3 separate regions of the Mus musculus genome follow, and all the other regions are linked to region 2. A link is a loop called in an ENCODE intact Hi-C map of the cell type or tissue named here. Cell type or tissue: gastrocnemius. All regions are shown on one strand.

Region 1 (2,500 bases), 540 kb before region 2:
AGCAAGAAGCTCCCCCTGCCACCCCCAAACCAACAACATGGAGTCTGTTTTGTGTTGGCCAACTGCTTCCTGGGCATAGAGCCTGTCTGAGTGTGGTTGATAAACCCAGGGCCACTCCACTGTAGCAAGCAGATTTCCCCTCTCCCAGGAGTTCTCAGTTACAAAGAGCTTCTCAGTTAGAGGTGGGACCCTGTGTCCACTTCTGCTCTCAGGGCGGCCATTTTGTCTGATTTGAACACGTGCAGGTTTTGGGTCTTCTGCCACAGTCTCTGTGAGTTCCTATTGGTCCTGTTGCGTCTGGCAGACACTGTTTCTTTAGAGTCTTCCTCTACCTTTGGCTCTTAAAATCTTTCTGTTCCTCTTCCGCGTTGATCCCCGAGCGTGGAGGGAAAGGGTTTGATAGAGCATACCATGTAGGACTGGGTGCTCCAAAGTCTCTCATCCTCTGCGCCTTGTCCAGTGGTGGATCTCTCTGTTAAGTCCCATTTACCACGAGAAGACGTTTCTTTGGTGATGGCTGAGTGATTCACAAATGTACCTCAAGCGTGCGTATATACAACCAAGGTGACATTGGCTGCCGGCAAAAGCCAAGCCCTAGATACAGTAAATGGTTTTTAAAAGCAACAGAAAGGACAGTGAATGTGAACACCTACAGGCAGTGCACAAAGTGAGTATGGGTGTGACCACCTCTAGGGACCCTAGCTCAAGAGAAATTGAGCACCAGACCCTGGGGTTTGTCTGAGGGTGAGGGGGGAGAAGACAATAGAAGATGGGAGCTCCAGATTAGCACAGACTCCTATCTTCAACGCCTGCTCCTTCCCGAGCACAGCTGTCCTCTTGCTTCAGAGACTCCGGCAGAACACGCCTGCTCCTTAGGCCCTTGTTAAATACTCTGTCACATGGAGAAATTCTCCTGCAGGCAGGTGAGTCAGAGTTCACAGCTGCTAGATGGGAACTCTCTGTTCTGGTCTGGACAGGAAGCATATGCCAAACCTGAGCAAAGTCCTCTTGAAATCTCCCCTGGGAGCCGCCTGGCAGTGGCTCTCTAGCCCGGAGCTTGGCCCGGGAGGAGCAGGAGTCTGTCTTGTTTGCATTTCTACAGGCACAAACTGATTGCTAAATTGAGCGGTGGGCGCTGGACCCGGGGTTGTTAATTTCCAAAGAGAGCTGAGAACTCTGGTGAGGTTTTGAAGGGCTCTTTGGAGCAAAGTACACCTGTGTGTCCATGGGGACTTAATCCCTGAGGTTTGGGGTTAGCCAAAAGCTGAGGTTGATGGGATTTCACATTCCTGAGAGGCAGTAACTCCGAAGTTTATATATAGTTTCCCAACCACACGGTTCCAGGAATCCAGTGGGTGCCTGGTTAGAAACCTGAGCTGTTAGACTTGGGACTTTTTTTTTTTAAATCTTAACCACTGTGCTAGATCCTTTGATAATTCCAGATGAGTGAACTCCACCAGGGACAACCTTGAATGCTCTCAGGAAGGGCCTGTTTGGCTTTGTGTGTGTGTGTGTGTGTGTGTGTGTGTGTGCGCGCGCGTGCAATATCCTAGGAATCCACAGGTTGAGATAAATAGGACCATGAATGATAAGACACACAAGGTTAGTCATTAGTGTTACCCAAGCCTCAACCTTCTATCTGCTTGGTGACCTTGAGTTAATCCTTTCACTCACTGGGAATGTGAGTTGATATCAGCACAGAGGCTGCCAGAGGTCACTTCGGGGAAGAAAGCTCTGAACTACTCCTAAGGAAAAGGAAGATAAAGGATGCACTGGGAGAACTTCTGGGATGGCATAATCGGTCCATTAGTCTCATCGGGAGCGCAGAGACCACCCAGGAGCTCCAGTCTCAGAGCGTACAGTCTTACATGAGAATTCCAGACTTCAGAACCCACAAGCTCTCCTACCTAAGCGCTGTCAATGGACTTTCAACTTGAATTATCTTGGTGTGGGCTGTGGGAGATAAAGCTATGTTAGGTCTGGACCAGTTCTAAGCTGGAGAGGGGGCTTGAAAGTAGTTCTGTCCACTGAATTACCTCATATTCAGGCTGCATTTGAATGGAACATTTGCATATCTACACTGCTTTCCCCTAGTGCAAGATCTCTCCAGACTTTCAAAAGGTACTGACTTCCCCAGCCAACTAGAACCCTTTCTTTGTCCTTGGCTAGAAAAGGCCAGTTATTAAGAAACCCAAATGGTTTCTCATTTTTTGTTTTGATGTGTTCTGTTTAATAACAGTTGGGTCTGACCTATTATATTCTTTTTGTGTCCATTGCCTCTTTCTCATATTTTTGTTTATTTATTTATTTATCTTTGAGGCAACCTTAGGTATCAACTGCTGTTGATCATACTCAATATGGATGCAGAAAGGTAGAATGCTGCATAACGTCCATGGTGGTCTGCAGCGGAACAAGAAAGGCTGCTTTGAGAGCAGGTTTCTAGGTGTTTCTGTCTCCCCTGCTCTCTAGGAAAATTCTTTGTTTGGTCTTTGCTCCAGTC
Region 2 (2,500 bases):
TGAAGGGAGTGTTAGTACATCTAGTAACCCAAGGGAGGTTAGTACATCTGTGTTTTGCTAACTCTTGGAAACAGAGACTGTTTAGCAGCCCTTCCACCCCTCTCCCTCCTCACCCCTCTCCCTCCCCACCCTTCCCCACTCCTGACTTCACTTTCACCACAACAGGTAGCTGACTCTGTGTTTCCATGGTTCCCCCAAATCCAGGACACACCTGTAAATCTCTCCAGGTGATTCTTTGATATTCACCTATGTAGACTCTGTTCTGTTTCCTGCTGGTCTCTCCTAGGTCCTGAGTCCGGAAAGGACATCCTCCAAGCAAAATCCAAGAGATAGTCTACACCTCTCCTCGGAGCACAGGTGGGAGAGTGTAGACCTAGCAAGCCCAGCAAAAATTCCAGACTCAGTTACACCAGGCTTCTTTCGGGAGTCCTGTTAGATGCAAATGAATGTCAGGTTAAAACAGACAAAAGATACCTGGAGATCACCTGAGTGCGACTCAAAGGCTCTGCCCAAGTGACAGATCTTCTCCTGCCCTGTGGAAGCCCAGGTGTGTTTCCCCTCCCATCTCCACATTTAGCAGTGCAGCTCCATCACCACTAATGCTGCCGTCTGTCTGCCTCGCTCAGACTCAGTTCTTTCAAGACGTCGCCAGAACTAGAGACAATCCTCAGAACACCTGTTTTAAGGTAAAAAACGCAGAGGGGGCAGGTTTGTGCCTACGGAAGAGGGGAGCTTAGACAACAGGAAGGAGGCATATGATTCCCGCACAGGACAAGGAGAGGAAAAACAAAACAAAACAAAACAAAACACCAAAAAACGAAGAGCGGCGGGTGGTGGGGGAGGGGGGTAGGCAGGCAGTAAGCCTTGAGGACTCTTAGGCCTCGCAATAAATGAGGACGCCTGGCGCCTGCGGCGGGGTCAAATGGGGTCAGACAAGCTTATCCCTGCGCCTGGGAATTGAGGGCATCCCGAGGACAGCTGTAGAACAAGAGTCTCCTGCGCCCTCCCCTTCTAGGCAGGTCAGGAACCATGGAGGCAGGAGCTCTCTCAAGGTAGTGTCAGCGGCATATATCTCTGAAATGGAAGCGACGTCGGGCTCTGTTCAGAATCCCGACGAGAGACAAAGAGTAGCTGTCAGTGTTGTTCGCCTCCACGAGAATCGATGCTTGCTGTAGGTCCCTAAAGCCCAAACCAAACCAAACACTCCTGGAAATATCAACAGACTTTGCATCTGTGACAGGCTCCCCCAAACTGTTTCTCCGAGCTCTTAACAACAAATGCATGCCTTTGCAAATCGCCCCCAAAGCCACCCAGGACATCGGCGGCTACCCCACCCCCACCCGATCCCTTGCCTCCAGGCCGCCCGGGAGGGCTCACGGCCTGGGCGCATCTGCTGGAAAGACTGGAAAACTTTTGCCAGACCAAGGCTGGTCCGGTGCTTCCAGGGGCGTGTAGCCACGCAGCACGGCACTGCCACCTTGTGGCCGGCGGCGGCATCGCTGACGACAGCCAGCAGCAGCCAGCGCAGGACTGGAGCCTGAGGCTGGGCAGCAGCGCACGTCCGCAGGAAAGCACTAGGCTAGCAGGGGCAGGGGCGGAGCGCGCTGGCGCCGGTCACGTGGGTTAGCAACAGGCAGCAGCCAATGACCGCGCTAGTCAGGTGGCGCGTGCGCTCGGAGACTCCGGGAAGGCGTGGAAGGCTCTGCCTCTGCAGAGCAGGCTGCCTGGGGGAGTGGCGGGTCGTTGTGGTTGGAGTTCCGACCTCGCTGTAGAGCTGGCGAACCAGATCTTTAGCAGAGACCTCTATGGGGGACAGCGAGTGAATGAAGAGATGGCAGAAGGGACATGCCCTTGTCCCCCTGCTTCAACCACTTGTTGCTTTTGCTAAAAGCCTTAGTCTGTCACCTAGATGCTCGTACAGGATTAAACAGAGTAAGGATGCTCCTGGTTGTCAGTGGCTCAGTGCCCTAGAACTTCTTGCTACAAATGGTATCAAGATCTTAAGGAGCCTAAAGGATTGGTCAGCGGAGGACAAAGCAGAGAAAGCCAGGAATTGGGTCACAGAGGGGGAAAAAAAGTCAATTTAGTTGGTTTTAATTTTCCCCATTGGAAAAGCCGCATTCAAAAGTACAAAGAATGACTTTTGTGGTAATCCCACCATGTTGACATAAACCAGCCCACCCTTGAACACTGAGCTGACCACACTACAAAATGTTAGGTGGGGGAATCAGAATGGGCTCTGACAAGTCCAGTCTCCAAGGGTTTTTGGGGCCGAGCACATTGTTTCTTGTGAATGGCCTCTCTCCCTCTCTCCCGTCTGGTTGTGGTTCCCCTTGCACACTGCCCCTCTGTAACAAATCCAGGATTGCCCCCAGGTGGCATCTAACCCACCCTGTATTTCGGGGCACTTTGAAGGACTATAAGCTGTTTCACCATTGTAGGATGCTGTTACAGAGGCAAAAATGGCTCCGCCTCCAGAATCTAGCCATCCTTAACATCC
Region 3 (2,500 bases), 530 kb before region 2:
TTATATAGCTCTCGCTGAAGTAGAACTCAACGGAAATTGTGCCTATTAATTAGAAACCCAGAATGTGGGCAGTTTTGAACTGCTAATTAAAACTTACCGATTGAGTTGTATTCGTAGGGTTTGAACCCTTTTCTTTCTTTTCCTGAACCTAGAACTTTGCTACCAGAGAAGTTGGCTTCTTTAAAAAAGCATCTCCCTTTAAAATGGTTCCATTTATCTCCAGGAAAACCTCAGGTCCATTTTTTTTTTTTTTTTTTTCAGGAAGGGCCCGGAGATGCCTTCCTCCATATTGGCCAGGGAGAGACAGACATTCCTCAATGTCTAGGCTCCGTGGGGACATCAGTGGCCTTCAGCAGGGTCTCGAATGCTCCGCCCATCACCCTAGCCACCTGTAGGGAACCAGACAGATCCATGAAGGTAGATGACAAAAGTCTGAAGCTATGGATGGAACCCACCCCTTCATCCTTTCAGGGTCTGGACTCCTCTGCAGAAAGCCAGCAACACTGAAGCTTGCTCAGGAGTGTGGCTTTCTGGGCCCAGTGCCAATGGCTCACACAGGCCTCTCTGTTCACCCCAGACTGCATCTCAACCTGACTTTTTTTTTTTTTTAGGTGGCCCAGCAGGGATTCCCTTATGACTGGAGTCAGAGTTTGCACAGACTCCTAAGAGGTAGGTCTATATGTGATATCTCCAACAACTGGCCCCATTGTATCCTGGCCTGGGGGAGTAGTGAGAAAGGTTCTTGTAGCTGCGGCGGCATTTGAATCTACTGAACCAGGCAAGGCCATGTGTGCTGCATGTGCGTGGGGCCGCCGCTGTGGCCACGGGCTGGCCACATGCTTTGGGTTTGCTTTCTCTTTCAGAAGGAGGTTGATTCATGCAAAATGCTTAACAATGCCTGCCATGCACAGCGAGGGAGGGACTGGGTCCCCTTTGATGTGCAGGGTCTTTTTGGAGATTCCAAAAAAAAAAAAAAAAACAGTTCAAAAGGTTTTCTCTTGGACACCACACCTCCAGCATATGTGAAAGTAAAGGCCTGGCTCCCTGGGGCGGCATGCTGGGGAAAGAAGGTGGCTTCTTTCTCTTCTGTTTCTGGTCTGGCGCTGACCACAGGTTTTCAGATGTCTCACTGTCCTGATGGTCAAAGGAGGGAATGAAGCTAAGGGAAATGACCAGCTGAGCTTTTTGGATGTCCAGAGAAATAAGGACACACACCCTTACAGCCTTGTCATACAGTCAGATGGCCAGGGTGTGGTTGGTGACTTGCCAGCCACGAGGTATTTCCCTGCGGGTACTCCTGAGCTTCCAGAGGCCCCCCCCCCTACCCCCCCCCCCCCCCGGGAAGTGCAGACTAAAGAGGAGCCATCTGGTCACCAGGGTGGGTCCTGTCTCAGCTTGGCTCTGGTTCGTTTTCAGGTTGTAGGCACAGTGCTGTCATCTTTCTTGCTTCTCTCTGACGGGGTTAGGACTTAAGGATATGATTGGGCAGTGATGGGGATACTGGCTGAGTCCAAGGGGAGGTCAGGGGCTCAGATGCAAACCATTTGCCATGCTCCTCTGTTCCGAGTTTTCTGTGCTGCCCTGTCCTCTGGGGATGGGCTCTGGAAAGACCCTACCACGCTCAGTTTGCTCACAGACAAGAGGAAGCCTCAGAGAAACAGAATCCTTATGCAACCAACTACGGCCTAGATGCCAGGGGTTCCTTCTTTTCTATCTTGTACAAACTCTTTGGATTCCTCCTTTTGCAAGGCCCTTTCCCCATGGGTGGAGGGCTCCCGCTATGAGGTGTGAGGAAACTGCCTTGTAACACTGAGCGAGAACTAGTAAAAACCAGATGCCCCCATCCTTCTTCACTGTGTTAGTGAGAAGCCAAGGGGCAACCCAGGCTGGCTGTGCGGGCGTGGGCGTCGGGACCAGTCTGGCCTGTTTGCCAGCACAGGTATCCTAACACATTTCTCGAGAAGGGAGGCGATGTGGAGGCTCCCACAGTTTTGCCATCTGTTCTCTTGGAGTTAGACTCTATTTCTCTCTTCACACAAGGTAGGTTACTGCCCCCAGCAGCCGCCAACCTCCTAGCCAAAGCTGGCATCTCCGAAATGCCACAAATGCTCAGTTGGCCTTCCAAGTGATTTACCACAACATATGGAAGTATCCTGGCCAAGCCTATAGCTATTTGGCAGATTATAAGTATATATAAATCATGTGCTAATTTTAATGTAATTTACCCCTGCTCTACAATGCTCTCTGGTTGTCTGTCCTTCACAGGTTTCCTCACAGGTCTTCTTGACCCCCGAGAATGACTCTGGTCTTAAAGTGAGACTTACCCTGATGCACCCCTAAGGCTGTGCCCTTCCACTGTCCTCACAGGGAGTGTAGTGAATGAATTATTGTTTTTCTTTCCTGACTTGACATCCTTGTGGTTCCCTTGTTTCAAAGCATTCCCACACATGCCCTCCAGGTCATGGTGTACCTTTGCTGATTCCTGAAATCTGCCCTGAAG

The links. A loop is a pair of places that touch in the nucleus more often than their neighbours do. Peaks named below come from ENCODE experiments on the same cell type or tissue, not always from the same donor. Only the 100,000 strongest peaks of a DNase experiment are listed, where the experiment ranks them.
Region 1: it touches region 2 in a loop (2.9-fold over the local background); 3 of 42 quality-filtered maps call a loop at or near these places.
Region 3: a loop joins it to region 2, with 2.1 times the contacts of the local background. A loop is called at or near these places in 3 of 42 quality-filtered maps.

Annotation. Positions count from the first base shown.
Region 1 is chr13:44,408,072-44,410,571 of GRCm38, reverse strand. No RefSeq gene overlaps it. Among named protein-coding and RNA genes, the nearest start is that of Gm33958, 9.2 kb to the right of the region's middle. In gastrocnemius, no CTCF peak of the experiment used is centred here; a DNase peak (open chromatin) is centred at 1,043; H3K4me3 peaks cover 566 bases; H3K27ac peaks cover 2,500 bases.
Region 2 is chr13:43,863,751-43,866,250 of GRCm38, reverse strand. It overlaps Gm33195 (a long non-coding RNA gene), which reads right to left. Exons shown (of 3, transcript XR_873323.2): 2 at 212-429. Among named protein-coding and RNA genes, the nearest start is that of Gm33195, 1.8 kb to the right of the region's middle. In gastrocnemius, a CTCF peak has its summit at 1,481 (motif pointing left); DNase peaks (open chromatin) are centred at 971, 1,532 and 2,339; H3K4me3 peaks cover 1,352 bases; H3K27ac peaks cover 1,680 bases.
Region 3 is chr13:44,398,273-44,400,772 of GRCm38, reverse strand. Gm33958 (a long non-coding RNA gene) reads left to right here and starts at 612. Exons shown (of 4, transcript XR_873330.1): 1 at 612-669. In gastrocnemius, no CTCF peak of the experiment used is centred here; DNase peaks (open chromatin) are centred at 839, 1,294, 1,973, 2,362 and 1 more place.